Linked DNA regions of Homo sapiens: regions 2, 3, 4 and 5 are each linked to region 1. The links are chromatin contacts, found by Hi-C or POLR2A ChIA-PET in ENCODE. All regions are on one chromosome and are shown on one strand. The core of a region is the stretch at or near the end of the contact, and the rest is flanking DNA. Distances in the headings are between cores, read along the strand shown. Region 1 holds the start of RAMACL (RNA guanine-7 methyltransferase activating subunit like). Region 2 has its middle 29 kb from the start of CCR6. Region 3 holds the start of CEP43 (centrosomal protein 43). Region 4 has its middle 34 kb from the start of LNCDAT. Region 5 has its middle 21 kb from the start of PRR18.

What was found. Hi-C counts contacts between places; a loop is a spot of excess contacts on that map. ChIA-PET counts read pairs that join two places held with the same protein, here RNA polymerase II (POLR2A). Pooled maps may share reads with other maps.
Region 2: a loop to region 1 is called in a pooled map, with 6 times the contacts of the local background. The contact joins the enhancer-like site here to the promoter of RAMACL in region 1. A Hi-C loop is called at or near these places in 4 of 37 single-sample maps with no recorded cell type and 2 of 50 pooled maps.
Region 3: a map with no recorded cell type shows a loop between it and region 1 (19-fold over the local background). The contact joins the promoter of CEP43 here to the promoter of RAMACL in region 1. A Hi-C loop is called at or near these places in 3 of 37 single-sample maps with no recorded cell type and 5 of 50 pooled maps.
Region 4: a loop to region 1 is called in a pooled map, with 3 times the contacts of the local background. The contact joins the enhancer-like site here to the promoter of RAMACL in region 1. A Hi-C loop is called at or near these places in 2 of 37 single-sample maps with no recorded cell type and 2 of 50 pooled maps. POLR2A ChIA-PET finds 5 or more read pairs at or near these places in 3 of 52 experiments (WTC11, activated T-cell and activated naive CD4-positive, alpha-beta T cell).
Region 5: a loop to region 1 is called in a pooled map, with 6 times the contacts of the local background. The contact joins the enhancer-like site here to the promoter of RAMACL in region 1. A Hi-C loop is called at or near these places in 1 of 168 maps with a recorded cell type or tissue (HepG2), 8 of 37 single-sample maps with no recorded cell type and 6 of 50 pooled maps.

Annotation. Positions count from the first base shown.
Region 1 is chr6:166,585,326-166,588,122 of GRCh38, reverse strand. It overlaps RAMACL (RNA guanine-7 methyltransferase activating subunit like), which reads left to right and starts at 1,445. Exons shown (of 1, transcript NM_001395999.1): 1 at 1,445-2,797. The coding sequence starts at 1,646. The coding sequence ends at 2,002. The region is part of intron 1 of RPS6KA2 (ribosomal protein S6 kinase A2); the gene reads left to right. RefSeq lists a silencer at 1,103-1,242.
Region 2 is chr6:167,092,802-167,095,598 of GRCh38, reverse strand. No RefSeq gene overlaps it. Among named protein-coding and RNA genes, the nearest start is that of CCR6, 29 kb to the left of the region's middle. RefSeq lists enhancers at 54-133, 334-393, 1,724-2,093, 2,204-2,273. Within about 2 kb of position 1,423, at least 8 of the 41 ENCODE cell types and tissues checked have a DNase peak (open chromatin) inside an H3K27ac peak, as active enhancers do.
Region 3 is chr6:166,997,946-167,000,742 of GRCh38, reverse strand. It overlaps CEP43 (centrosomal protein 43), which reads right to left and starts at 1,346. Exons shown (of 13, transcript NM_007045.4): 1 at 1,229-1,346; 2 at 630-683. The coding sequence starts at 1,330. RefSeq lists silencers at 885-974, 985-1,144, 1,235-1,754, 2,045-2,274.
Region 4 is chr6:166,201,006-166,203,802 of GRCh38, reverse strand. No RefSeq gene overlaps it. Among named protein-coding and RNA genes, the nearest start is that of LNCDAT, 34 kb to the right of the region's middle. Within about 2 kb of position 1,387, at least 3 of the 41 ENCODE cell types and tissues checked have a DNase peak (open chromatin) inside an H3K27ac peak, as active enhancers do.
Region 5 is chr6:166,285,666-166,288,462 of GRCh38, reverse strand. No RefSeq gene overlaps it. Among named protein-coding and RNA genes, the nearest start is that of PRR18, 21 kb to the left of the region's middle. RefSeq lists an enhancer at 1,244-1,413. Within about 2 kb of position 1,547, at least 5 of the 41 ENCODE cell types and tissues checked have a DNase peak (open chromatin) inside an H3K27ac peak, as active enhancers do.

The sequences.
Region 1 (2,797 bases), core at 196-2,695:
GTGTGTACATTGGGGAGCAAAACGAAGGTCCCCTGTTTCTTGGAAAGAAGTTCACTTTTAGTTCATGATACGAGAATTCTCTAACCATCACTGGGGTCTCAATTTTCATTCATTTTATGCTGCATATTTTGCATTCAGATGTGATAAGCCAAACAGATAAAAAACAAAATAAATTCACTGTTGTGGCTGGAACCTGAGTGAGTGAGGAGGGCGCAGGGTCTCACTCTCACCTCCTCGGGGTTCTTCCCCACAGGGCAGAGAGCGCACAGTCCCGGAAAGTCCTGCCATGAATGACAGCAGCCAGCAGGAAGTCAGACTCTACCCACTGTGCTAGTGAGGCCAGACGGCTAGTTTCAGCGCCTTCAGCTGTGGCTTTTCAGAGACGTGGGCCCTTCATCTTCTACTTCTGAATCCACTTATATATTTTACATTTTTGTGTGTGTATATATATATATAATATTTATTTTATGCTGGTTTGCTTTTTTTTTTCCAATGGCAGACTTCAAAAAGGGCAGACTCGTTCAAGAAAGATGTTATATCACTGCATGAGATATTCAGGAAGAACTAAAGTGTTATTTTTGAGAACCCACTCTATGCCAGGTACTGTTCTGGGAGTTTTACATGCGTGGGTTCATTTATTTCTCACAACCACTAATCCAGGTAGGACCCCCTCATTCTACATAGGAGGGAACTGAGGCCAAGGACGGGTGAGGAGCTTGTCTGATGCCACACAATTAGAGTGACGGTGATTAGAACTGATTTTGATGGTACATTTCTCTTGTACTTATGAAAAGCAGATACGAATCTCTAGTCTGTGCTTATCTCATCTTTCTTGCCTCCCTCTGTCCCATGCCAGTGTCCAACCAAGCCTTTCTTGGGCCTGTAGGGCTCTGACCCAGGGTCTCTGGACTGTGCACTCTTGTGTTTCAGGAAAATATTTCCCTGAGTTCATAAAAGAAAAATTATTTCTTCCTTATGTGTTAGTCTAATGTCAGGGTTCCTGATGACTGGCCACTTTGCTTCCACATGGGGATTTGGGGGACCCAGGCTTCTTCTTTGTAGCTCCACCAGCCCTAAGGGCCTGCAGTTAGCTGTGGGGGGAAAGAGACTATGAAAGAAGCACCTGCTTCTTTAAGGTACACCATCCAGACACACTCCATTGGCCAGGGCTAGTCACATGACCACACCTGCCTGCAAGGAGGGCTGGGTAATGTAGTCCCCACTGGGAGGCAGCTGAGGGGAGCCCCAGTCTATGGCAGGAGCAGAGATTTCTGAAAGCTGTTGGCTCCCTCTGCCCTGGAGGTAATGCTGAAATTTGACTTTGTGTATAACTGATGTGTGTTACCTTTGTCATGTCTTCAGAATAAACTGTGGTCATTCTTTTTCTTTCCTCCTCTGGTATATATATGGACTAGTTCATGGGCCTTATTAAAAGACTTGTTTGGAGAGGAAGGCGCTCGGTTACATTGGAGAACTGGAGTGGTCTGGAGTTCCACGGTGTAGTGGACCAGAGGCCACCTCTCCTGGGCTTCTCAGTGTCTCGCCGGCGGGGTTCGGCCTGAGCTGGATAGACATAGCCCTTGGCGGATTTAAACAACCTAAACATTAAGCAATACAGCTGCCTCAAACCTTTGGGATTTTCAGAATGACTGACACTGCCGAAGCTGTTCCAAATTTTGAAGAGATGTTTGCTAGTAGATTCACAGAAAATGACAAGGAGTATCAGGAATACCTGAAACGCCCTCCTGAGTCTCCTCCAATTGTTGAGGAATGGAATAGCAGAGCTGGTGGGAACCAAAGAAACAGAGGCAATCGGTTGCAAGACAACAGACAGTTCAGAGGCAGGGACAACAGATGGGGGTGGCCAAGTGACAATCGATCCAATCAGTGGCATGGACGATCCTGGGGTAACAACTACCCGCAACACAGACAAGAACCTTACTATCCCCAGCAATATGGACATTATGGTTACAACCAGCGGCCTCCTTACGGTTACTACTGATAGAAATGTTGGCAGCTTTTAGTAAAAGCATTTACTCTGTTACCATGAGAAAAGTTTGGGTGTCTTCTGTTGGTCATAGTTTTACATCTGATTTTACAGAATGGATTATTGATTTTTTGGAAGTTGAGACTTTAAAAAAAATAGATCTTACTTGCGAAATGCGATGGTTGCTGGGAATACCTGAAACTGTGGATTATATTGCTTGACTTCTACCTCAGAATCTTCTTTGTTTCATGACTTAATAGTGCTTTAAGTTTGGTATATTATTTGACCTCTAGGAATTCTTTGTTTTACACAGAAATAAAAATTTTAAAATAGAAAATGCTTTTACTTTGTAAGGTAAGAGAGTATCCATATGCTTAGATGTGCTCGTTTCTAAAATTCTAGAGGTTGATATAATCAGCTCATGAATGCACAGCTATGCTTTTTGTGATAGATTGTACATAACATCAGCAGTTGAAAGGTAAAACAATTGCTTTTTTTTTTTTTTGCATTTGTTAAGTGACTATGGTACTTTGTGATTCCTTAATCTATAGATGAGTCAGCTCCACACTTGAGTCTCTTTTTAGAGGGAAATCAGTAATAAAGCTGTAAAATAAGGAAAAAAAAAAAAAAAAAAAAAGACTTGTTTGATGTCATGTTTGAGATTTTCTCTTTAACCTTAAAAGATCAGCCTGGACAATTGCACACAATTATAAGTAAATGTGAAAATTAGGTTCTGTAATTAGGATGGCAGTAAACATAGTGGAGAACCATAACTAATCAATACAGACATGTCAGCAATCCTCGATTCCT
Region 2 (2,797 bases), core at 174-2,673, 510 kb before region 1:
AGTCTTGTTCTCAGTTCCCCTAATATTTTCTGAGGGCTCATTATATACTGTACCAGGAACTATGCTAGGTGCAGAGACAAAAGTAGAATAAGGGAAGTTTCCGTAGATACCAGCTCATCCAAAGAAGGACTTTCTAACACATGAATAAGTCACTACTATCCAATAATTCACTTGCCACAGGAGAGCTCTGAAACTGAAACTACTCAAGCAGCTGCATTGTCAAGGGAATTTCTTGCCCAGTTGTTGGTCACTGATCTACCTTCTAAGGGGTCTTCCAAATCTCAATGCTATAAGCTGGCCTTACGTGTGCCTGTTTGGCTTGTGGGGATATAATGTATCATACTTTACATGTACAGACACATCTAATATCTAATAGAGATATATCTAATCAGATATAACAACCTCAAGCAAACCCCAAGTTGCTAGGTGCTTAGTAAATTATTTTGTTACACTGAAGGCTGAAAAAGCACAGAATGATTAAATGACTCAAGATCACGTGAGACAATGGGATAAACTGGAACTGAAACAGACTGTGGGGTGCTGGTCTACGCAGTTCACAAAGCCCCCATTGCTGACTAACCACAAGCCCAGAGGGAAGGCACATAGACTACTGTGCCCCTGCTACTGGTTAGGTTTTTCTTTTACACAGAGAAATAATTTGACTTTATCTAGGCTGCTACAAAGCCAATTGTTAACAGAACTAGGATTAGAATTCAGAAGTACTAGGTGTCAGGTTTCTGTACAAAGAGCAATAGTATTCCACTGAAGCACTTCTGTTTCCCTACAAATACAACCTATCTGTGACTGTGAAACCTCAAGGAATTTGTATTGAGAACCGCTGGCGCGAAGCGGGTGATAACGATAAGAACAGGCATTGTGCACAGCTAGAGGAGCCGTCTGTGGAATGCCGATGGTCGTCTCTTGGTAGAAATAGTAAGAAACCTTAGAACTGATCTTCTTCATTCTGGAAGGCATGGAAACAGAGAACAAGCTGGCCACTGCAGAAAGTTGTAAGACCTTTCGAGGCTGGCTCGACTGCAGCTGCGTTTTGCTTGGCTGTGAGTTTGCAGAACTTTGAGGCTTTCGGGGGAAGGTAGCTAAATCTGTATCAGGGCCAAGGGCACCCCTGGGAAAATTAAGAAACACCTTCTCTTTTGAGGTTTAACTCGACTAAAACCTCTCTGATGATTAGGATGGCCTCAACGGAAGCCCACTGGCCAAAAGAACATCGATAGTTCCCAGGGGAAATAAGTCGTGAGGGAAGGAAGGGTCAACAGGAAACCAGGACTCAGGATCCTGGGCAGAGTCGGCTGGTTTCAGCACCGTCTGAGGCTCATCAGGAAGCTCCTCTCTCACCGACCGTGGCTCTCAGCACTCAGGGAGCGCCACTGAGCATGCGTGAGAACAGCCGCCCTCAGCTCGCGGGGGTGTCAGCTTCCTTTGAAAACCCCCTCGGGTCTGTGTGCACAAGGCTCTGAACTAACCCTAGTGGGTCACCACGCAGGGCCCCTTCTCAGCGCCTGCTCTCCGCTCCACGTGAGGGAAGCAAGGGCAGCGGAGAACGCGTCCCACGCAGTCAAGCCAGGGATGGGCCTCGGGCTTCCTTTCTCTGTCCACGATGCCTCTGGAAGCAGGATACGGCCCTCGAGGCGGGCTCCTGGGATTCCTGGGAACACGGGAGGGTGAGCTATGAGCAGGCCGGGGCAGGGCAATCATGGAGACTGGACTTTTGCTCATATGGGCAGAAGAGTGATCAGGAAATTATTCTGAATGTGAAAAGACATGGCCAGCGTGTGACCGGCAGATGTGTATCCTCCAGTGCTCTGGGAGAACGCAGCCCCGGCTGGTAGCCCGGGCCCGTTTCTGTGAGGTCAACACTCACACCACGGCCAATGTCAGGCAAACAACCCGGTGTCACCGAAGCAGGGTTGGTAAGAGAAGCACAGCCTGCCCCAGCTGATCGCAGCGCAGCCCAGGAGGCGAGGCCACCGCCCAGAGGATTCTGGAAACAGCTCGCCGGGGCGAAGACGCAGGCACAGACAGTGCCTTCCGTAGGGTTCCAAGTATGCAAAACCCTAGGGGAAGCCTCTTCTATTTAGTCACAGAAAACAGGTGAGCAGTTGCCTGGAGCAGGGAGAGACGGGGAGGGATTGACAGGAAGGGAGCTCAGGGAAGCTGGTGGGAGTAGAAAGTTCTAGATCTTGATTGGGGTTGCAGTTACACTGGAACACAGTCGTTGTCAAAACTCACTGAAGTGGACCCTGAGAATGGATGCATTTTGCTGTATGTAAGTTATCCCAATAAAGCTGATATTTAAAAATATGTAACACCCCTCCAAGCCAATGCTGATATTGTAAGGATGATTTTCAGTACTGGGCACCGAGCTTCAGTACTGGGCACCGAGCTTCAGTACTGGGCACCGAGCTTCAGTACTGGGCACCAGGGTAGGAGTGAGGTTCCCTGATTTTCAGTCTTTACGGAGCTTTTACCCAGAGAGCTGCAGAGGCAGCACTGGCCAGAATTACTTTGGAACGCACCGTCTGTTTCTTCCTTGTTGCTTTTCACTGGTTAGTAAGAAGATTCACGAAGCTCCTCTGCCTGGCCACCTCCCCCCAACATCAACACACACTGGCACAGGTTCTGGAGGGCATCATTCAGACCCATGCTGTAAACACCCTTTACAGGCTGAGCCCTGAGTCCGTTTCCTCAGCAAAGTACCACAAACAATGTGGTTTAAAACAACGGAAACCTACTTCCTCACTCTTCGGGGGCCAGAGGTCCGAAATCGAGGTGCTGT
Region 3 (2,797 bases), core at 97-2,596, 410 kb before region 1:
GAAGATTTTGATGAAATTAGAGATTAGGTATACAGGTCTAAAGAAGTGAGAGGACAGTAGACTGATTTGTCATACAGCAAGAGTTTAAGGCTTTGATGATGGTTCTATTCTTGTTGACAAATTCCAGAATATTTACTCAGGATGGTTGGTGGGACTCCGAAAAAGTTAAATTACCCACTTAAATATAGAGTAGTGGCTGCACTTTTAAAATAATCGCTGTCTTTTTCATTGTCAAAATAATTGAGTGGTCAGATAATTTTGGGAAAAGTTGCATACTATATACCCCGTTTCATAGGGATTAATAACATATTAGCTTACTAAAGGATCTGAGTGAACCTGCACTTAACACATTGACAATGGCACCATTTCTTCAAGAAACTCCTATGACCATTTGTTTCAGATTAAGCATTAGTATCAGAGTTACTGTGGTACCTTAAGATTACCCCCAAATTCAAAAGCTACACGAAAAAAGAATAATTTTGGCTCTCTCTCAATAGTAATGTAATCCTTAACAGTTCAAAATTATCCCTAGCTATATGTTACTATAAACTATTTTTAAGACGGTTTTTAATGAATAAGAAATTAAGTATTAACGAATACAGCCATGTTAAAATCTGGAAACTTCATACCTCTACTTTTTCTTGCTCCTCTAGTGCTAAAAACACAGCTGCTCGGAGTTCAGCCTTAAAAAAAAGTTAAGAAACAGGAAATTATAATTTCAAGACAATTTTCACAACAAGCTCACATTTATCCAGCAACAAACACGAGCAAGCCAACGAGCTGGGAGGGCAGGTGCAAAGGTCAGAAACGCCTTCCGAAACGTTCTCAGTCACACAAGCTCTCCGACCCCCAGGCTTCGGCTGGACGCGCTGCTTTCCCGCCGCGGATCATGCCCGAGCCTGAGGAAGAGACGCTGGGGCCGCACTCCAGGGCCCAGCTGCGGGCCGCCCGTGTGGCCCCCAAGCCCCGCGGTCCCGCCCCCACGGAATGAGGCAGGGGATGGGCCAGGCACCCCCAGTCCGCGGTGCCCTCCGGGACCACACGAACGAACGAGCCGACCCCCTCTGTGGGGCGGGCAGGACGGAGGCCATGCCGGGGCGCGCCCCCAGTGCCCGCCGGCCCCGGTCCCTCGCCAGGGAGGCGGCCTCCTCGCCGCGACCGTTGTGACGCCCGCTGTCCACGCAAGCCCTGCGGATCCGCCAGGCCCGGCCCCAGCCTCCGGCCTCACCTTGATGCGGTTCAGGACCCCGCTGTTCTCCAGCGTCTGCACCAGCAGGTCCCGCAGCTCCGTGTCCTCCTCGGCCACCACTGCGGCCGCCGTCGCCGCCATCTTGCTTCTCCAAGACAACCGCCGAAGCCGCGCTAACGGCCAACGGCCGCAGCAGGGTACGCTCCGCGCGCGGGCTACGCGGCCGACGCAGCCAAAGCCCCGCCCCGACGCGCAGCGCGCTGGCCCTGCCCCCTGGCGTCGGGAGGCGGGGCATAGAGACCTCGGGGTTGACGCTGGACACCGAGCCTTGGGGAGCGCCGGACCACTGAGCGCCGAAACTTAGGGTCGGCGCTGGGGGCGGGGCTGCGGGGCGCGGGTGGGCACGCAAGGGGCGGGGCGTCGGCGGGGCCTCCAGCCGGCAACCCGTTGGCTGCCGTCGCCTGAGGCGCGAGCTTTGAAGCCGGCGAGCGGTGAGGAGGAGGCGCCCTCGCGTGTGGAGAGCGGACTCCGCCTGGACTCCACCGCCCACGGCCGCATCCCATCGCCGCACAAGATCGCCGGAGTCATATTATCGACGTAGTTAAAGCCCACTAGCCTAAAGCCGGGCGGACTGCGGTAAGGAGGCCCCGAGACCGAACCTGCAGCCCCTGCAGCCCCGGGGGGGCGCCGGGGAAGGGACTCCCGAGAGGTCGCGAGGGGCGGAAGGCCCTGCAGGTTGTCACCCGGAAATAACGTTCTGAGGCCCCCCAGCCAGGCGAACGCACCCTGCTCGGCCACGGCCTCCGAGGCTAACCGGAAAGGTGCCAGGCCGAGGTGCAGGGGCGGGATGGCCCCAGGAAGAGCCGAGGGCCGAGGAGGGCGTTGGGTGGGCTCCGCGCTGCCCGAACTGGGGCCGCAGTCTCCACTCCCTCCTGCCCCGCGGCCCTCCGCCGACAGCCAGGCGCCGGCGGGGAGTCCTGGACCCCTCCCGGGCCCTGGAAGCCCCGTCCCGCCGGAGCTGACGCGCCCTCTTGGTATCCATCCGGCCGCCTGGGCTGCCCCTCGCCCCTCGCCTTGGCAAAACCAGCCCCCGGACCGAGCCCTGCCTTGGAGAGTGTGGGTGCGCAAGGCCAGCCGAGCTGTCGGTTCCGGGGTTTCGGGGTGCGCCACTGTATGGCGGCGTAAGCCGAGAAGTGTCCGAGGCCGGGCTCCAGCAGTTGAGAGGCTGATTTGGCCACGGTGAAGGACGCGCCCGGAGGAAGGAAACGGGAATCCGAAACGGGCGGTGGCCGCGCCTTTCCCGAGGCCGGCGTCGAGGGCTTCAGCGCCTCAGGGTGGGCGGGAGGGGAAGGTCGTGCGACCCGCGTGGCCGGCGGAAAGGAGCAGCGGGAGCCGCGGCCGTAGGGAAGCCACGGGAAGACGGGCGGCTGCGCTGCGATGCGCGGCCCTCTCCCTGAAGCCCTCGGCTCAGGCGCCACAGGAAAGGCTCCTTCGGGCAGGCCTCAGCTTTCAGCTTAAGTTTTTTTCCTTTGGCCGAGTCAACTGCGGTGCCGAGTTGTATTTTCCTTTCAGAGGTGTGTCCGAGAACCATTCTTAGGAGACGCCTGC
Region 4 (2,797 bases), core at 138-2,637, 380 kb after region 1:
AGCCGCATGTCCGCTGTGCATTTTGTGTTTGTCGTGTACCTGTGCAAAGCCCATGTTGTTCTGTCTGCATGTTCTTGTCTCCTCTGTTCCTTTTTTCCATTCAGTGCCTCCAGGTCTCTATGTCTGTCTCGAATCCGATGCTTCTCAGCACTGCACCATCATCTGTGGTGAGGCTTCCACTCCATTTTCCTTATCTGTTGTCCCTGGATGGTTTAGATTTGTGAAAGGGGCATTAAAGACAGGTCAGAGTAACCAACTGTGGTAACATCAGATGGAAGAGTGGCCCAGGCCAGGGAGACCCTGTGCAAAACCTCAGGTGGGAGTAAGCCTGCCGCTTACAGAGAACAGAAGTCAGGCTGGCCTCACTTGCACCGAGGGCATGGCTATAGGAGGATGCATAGAGGTAGAAGGGGCCAAATTAGACAGCCGACCTCCCTGAAAAGGGACTCCTGAGAAATTGAAAGGCAGAAATGGTCAATTCTCTTTAACCAGCTAAAGCGTTTGAAATTCCCACTATGTGCCAAGTTTTCTGCAGACTGTGTCTTCACCCTTACAATGGATTCAGTGTTGTGGTCCTTACTGTACTGATGAGGCTCAGGAGGCTCTGAGCTGAGTCACTCATCACAGTCACAGGAAAAGAGCCGGCCTGGGATTTCCACCCAGAACAACTCCACTCGCCCATACAGGCGCCCCTGCATCTCCACAGTGCAACAGACCGCAAGACCCTGCTGTCCTGAGTGACGGTGAGTTGAGCCAGCCATGAAGGACCTCTGGGTTTTCTCTCAGAGATGACTGAAGGAAAAGAGTATGGGCAAATCTGAAAGGAGATTAAGAACTGAAATCCCCAGGCCAGGCATGGTGACTCGCCTGTAATCCCAGGCACTTTGGAAGGCTGAGGTGGGTGGATCACTTGAGGTCAGGAGTTCAAGACCAGCCTGGCCAACATGATGAAACCCCATCTTTACTAAAAATACAAAAAAATTAGCCAGGCATGCTGGCACACACCTGTAATCCCAGCTACGCGTGAGGCTGAGGCAGGAGAATCGCTTGAACCTGGGAGGCAAAGGTTGCAGTGAGCAGAGATTGTGCCATTGCACTCCAGCCTGGGCGACAGAGCAAGACTCTGTATCAAAAAAAAAAAAAAAAAAAGAACTGAAACCCCCAAAACTTGTGAAACCAGCCCCAAGAATAACAGAAACAAATGAGGAGAGAACTATTAATATTGCAGTATATCTGATACATTTGTATAAACTTAACCAGAAAATAAAGGAGCTAATGCAGTAGCTGGCGTCTGTTACGATGAAATGCTGTCATGATACAGATGAGCAGCCTCTGGAGCCATCTGAGCAGAAGCCCGCTAGGGAAGCAATGGGGCCACGCCTCACAGCTGGGACTGGGAGCCACGCCTCACAGCTGGGACTGGGAGCTCCCACTGACATTTGGTTTCCGAGCCACTCCGGCTGCACTCGCAATCTTAGCCTTGAAGTCCAGTAGGTACCTTGCACCTTCTCTCTGGATGGGCCCCAACAGTGCAAAACAATAGGGTACATTTTCTGCTTTTAAAATTGTAGTGAAAAATTGGAGGAACACACTTGGCTGATAGAATGAATAAAGTGTGGTAATGAAGAATATTTGTAAGAAGATCTGTCTCATTTCCCTCTTAGGGCCTTCTTTCTTGACTCATAGAGGAAAAAAAGTGTCAACAGTGAGAAACTGCAGAAAAACTACCCAAAGGACAGGGAGGGTGAGCTGCCTGGGGCTCCTGAATCATTTCTGCAGGGTCTCTGTGCCTCCTTCCTTCCTTCCTCCACCCACAGGGTCTTTAGACACCCTGATTGATGGAGTCGCTGTGAGCCTGAGAGAAGGCCCAAGGTGTTGGAATTTCAGAGTGAAACTCAGAAGAATCGATAGTGGAGAAGAAAATAAAGGAAGCAGATCCAGCTTTCTTCATCGTGAAAATAGTAGTGGATCCTGGCCGAGGCACTGGGTGAATGTTAGTAAAGGCCGGGAGTGACCTTTACTAACCTGAAAAACAAGTCACAAAGCCAGCTGTGCCTGGCTTCATCTTCCAAGAGCATGTCAGGGATCAGTGTGTCACCTTATTGATACTGGAGCGTCTTAGGGTCCGTGCAAATTCCTGAAACTCATGGAATTTAATGGACAGATCTTCCTCCAGGGACTTACTGTCCTGGATTATGAAAACTACAACTGGACTTTGCTTACTTTATTCATCAGGCTCTAGGTGACCCATGGAGGCTGCAGAATTCTGCCGCCGTTAAATGTGTACTCATAAACACAGGGATATACCAACTTAAACAGCACACAGCTCTTCAGTGGACAAGGAGGGAGTTTGACAAGATGCTCTTGGTAGGGACTCATTTTGACCATAAAATTCTATAAACATAAGTATTTAGAAATCTAGGGACCAGGTTACAACCACCACTCTAACTGGATTAACTGGAAACACACACACACACGCACACAGAGGCATTTCATTGATGAAACAAATCCTGTCATATAACTAATACAGTCTAGCTTTAAATCCTATTCATCAAGCAAAGAATCCAATGGCAAACTGAGTGCATGTTTTGGGGCTGTCTGTAAGATATCCCAGTCTCTGTTTATTTCCAGTTGCTCTTCCCAACCCATACTCGACTATAGCGTGTCCCTCAAATGGGCTACACCATAGCAATCACCTGCGTACTTGATAAAAACACACAGCGCCCAGGGCTTTCCCCTAAGATTTTGATTTAGGGGGTCTGGTTGGGATGCAGAACCTGTATTTTTATCACACTTC
Region 5 (2,797 bases), core at 298-2,797, 300 kb after region 1:
TCTATATATATCTATACATTTATATATCTATATATGTATATATCTATATATATCTCTATATATCTATATATGTATATATATCTCTATATATCTCTATATATCTATACATGTATATATATCTATATATATCTGTACATATCTATATATGTATATATCTATGTATATATCTCTGTATTTATATATATCTATATATATCTATATATTTATATATATCTATATGTCCATATATCTATATATTTATATATATCTATATATTTATATATATGTATATATATCTATATATAGATATATATATCTTTATATAGATATATATATCTTTATATTTATATATAGATATATAGATCTATATAGATCTATATATCTTTATATTTATATATAGATATATAGATCTATATAGATCTATATATCTATATAGATATATAGATATATATATCTATATAGATCTATATATCTATATAGATCTATATATCTGTATATCTATATAGATCTATATATATCTATATATCTATAGATCTATATCTATATATCTATAGATCTATATATCTATATTTATATATATCTATATATCTATATTTATATATACATATATTTATATATATCTATATATATTTATATATATCTATATATTTATATCTATCTATCTATATTTGTATATATCTATCTATATTTATATATATCTATCTTTAAATATATATATATGTTTAAAGATATATGTGTATATATATACTTTTTTTGAGACAAAGTCTAACTCTGTTGCCCAGTCTGGAGTGCAGTGGCATAATCTCGGCTCACTGAAACCTCCACTTCCCGGGTTCAAGCAGTTCTGCCTCAGCCTCCTGAGTAGCTGGGATTACAGGTGTGTGCCACCATGCCCTGCTAATTTTTGTATTTTTAGTAGAGACGGGGTTTCACCATGTTGCCCAGGCTGGTCTCAAACTCCTGACCTCAGGTGATCCACCTGCTTCGGCCTCCCAAAGTGCTGGGATTACAGGCTTGAGCCTCCGTGCCTGGCCTGTACTTCTTCTTTGATAAATTGTTTATAGCTATTTTAAAACATTTTCTGCTGAGCATATGAGAGGTGACAATAATGACTAAGTGAGAGGTGACAATAATTACTAATCATTGTAAAGTATTTAGTATCTGCTAGACTTTGCTCCAAATACTGGGCAGATATTGACTCCTTTAACTCGTTTGACCCACTTATGAGGCAGGTGCTATTTTGGAGATGAGAGCATGGAGGGCCGGAAAGGTTCATGGACTTGGCCACCGTCAGAGATCAGGAGGTCAGGGAACCAAGGCTCAAACCTCTAGCCTAACTCTTGCCAACACGTAGTCTCTCTCAGGCCGGCAGGATAGGAGAAGGGAACCTGTTTAGTCATCAGTAAAGAAATTCCCTTCAAAACGGTTTCATCTTCTTCCTGTTAGGTCAGCACTCCGTCCTGGCTGCAGCCTCTGATAGCCAAGCGGATGAGGTCTGCTCTGTCACAGTAGGGTGAACAAATGAAGAGAAACAGGAAGTAACCTCAGTTGTTTTTCCCTATTATGGCCAGGTGGCAAGTAGGTCTTTGTGGAGCCACTGAATGCAAAAGCACAGAAAGGCCATCCCCCCAGCGGCCCCTTCCACCTGACAATGAGGAAGAAGGAATGCCTGCTTCCCAGGGGCCTTGCTCCTGTTGGCAGCAGTTTCTGTCGCTTGGGTGGAAAAGGGTCCCCACATATGTGCAGGACCAACTCTCTAGACTCGTGTGCAGGAATGATCGAAGAATTCGAGCAGCAGAGAGATAATTGTTATAGTTGTCCAATTTTCATCAAAAAGATACAAGAAAAAATAAAATTTATTACATTCTTAAATGTGGTTCAAGATAATGTTGAGTTTAAAATGATCAAAAAAGTATTATAATTTTATAAAGTATCATGATTTTAATGTAACTGAAATAGATGCATAGCTCACTCATCTTTCCAATTTTCAAAAAGAACATGACCAGTCCGGTCGCGGTGGCTCACACCTGTAATCCCAGCACTTTGGGAGGCCGAGGCAGGCAGATCACAAGGTCAGGAGTTCAAGACCAGTCTGGCCAATATGGTGAAACCTCGCCTCTACTAAAAATACAAAAATTAGCCGGGTGTTGTGGAACGTGCCTGTAATCCCAGCTACTCAGGAGGCTGAGGCATGAGAATTGCTTGAACCTGGGAGGTGGAGGTTGCAGTGAGCCGAGATTGTGCCACTGCACTCTAGCCTGGGCGACAGAGCAAGACTCTGTCTCAAAAAAAAAAAAAAAAAAAAAAAAAAAAGAACATGACCCTATCAGTTCCTTTTTTTCCCCCAGCAATATAGCTGCTTAATGAGGAGAATCCATGTTAAACTATGGTGAAGCCGCTCTGGATGAATAACAGAGCAGCCCCTTCTTGAAGCCGTGTGCCCACAAGGAAGCTCAAGTTAAGCGCTGGGTTAAGTTCCGATGGTTGGTAAAAGGAGCAGACAAGTCTCCTCCCTGACTCCTCACTGTATTTCCAAAGGTGGGTGCTCAGACGACACAAACTGTGGAGGGAACCCCAGCATTTCCTGAGCCCCCCAGGGCCTGACTGCCGCTTCCTCTATCCTCATCTGCTTCCCTGGGAGGAAGGTTTGCTTTTCCTTTTCCTTCCTAAAATACAGTGGCTTCCAGACCTTGACTGTCTGACCTCCAGTAAGAAATACACATAATTGTGATCAAGTGTGTATGTATGTGAGTGCATCTGAAGCAAATAATTTAAGGAAACTATACTCACTCTATGTGAAATGCAATTTCTTCTATTC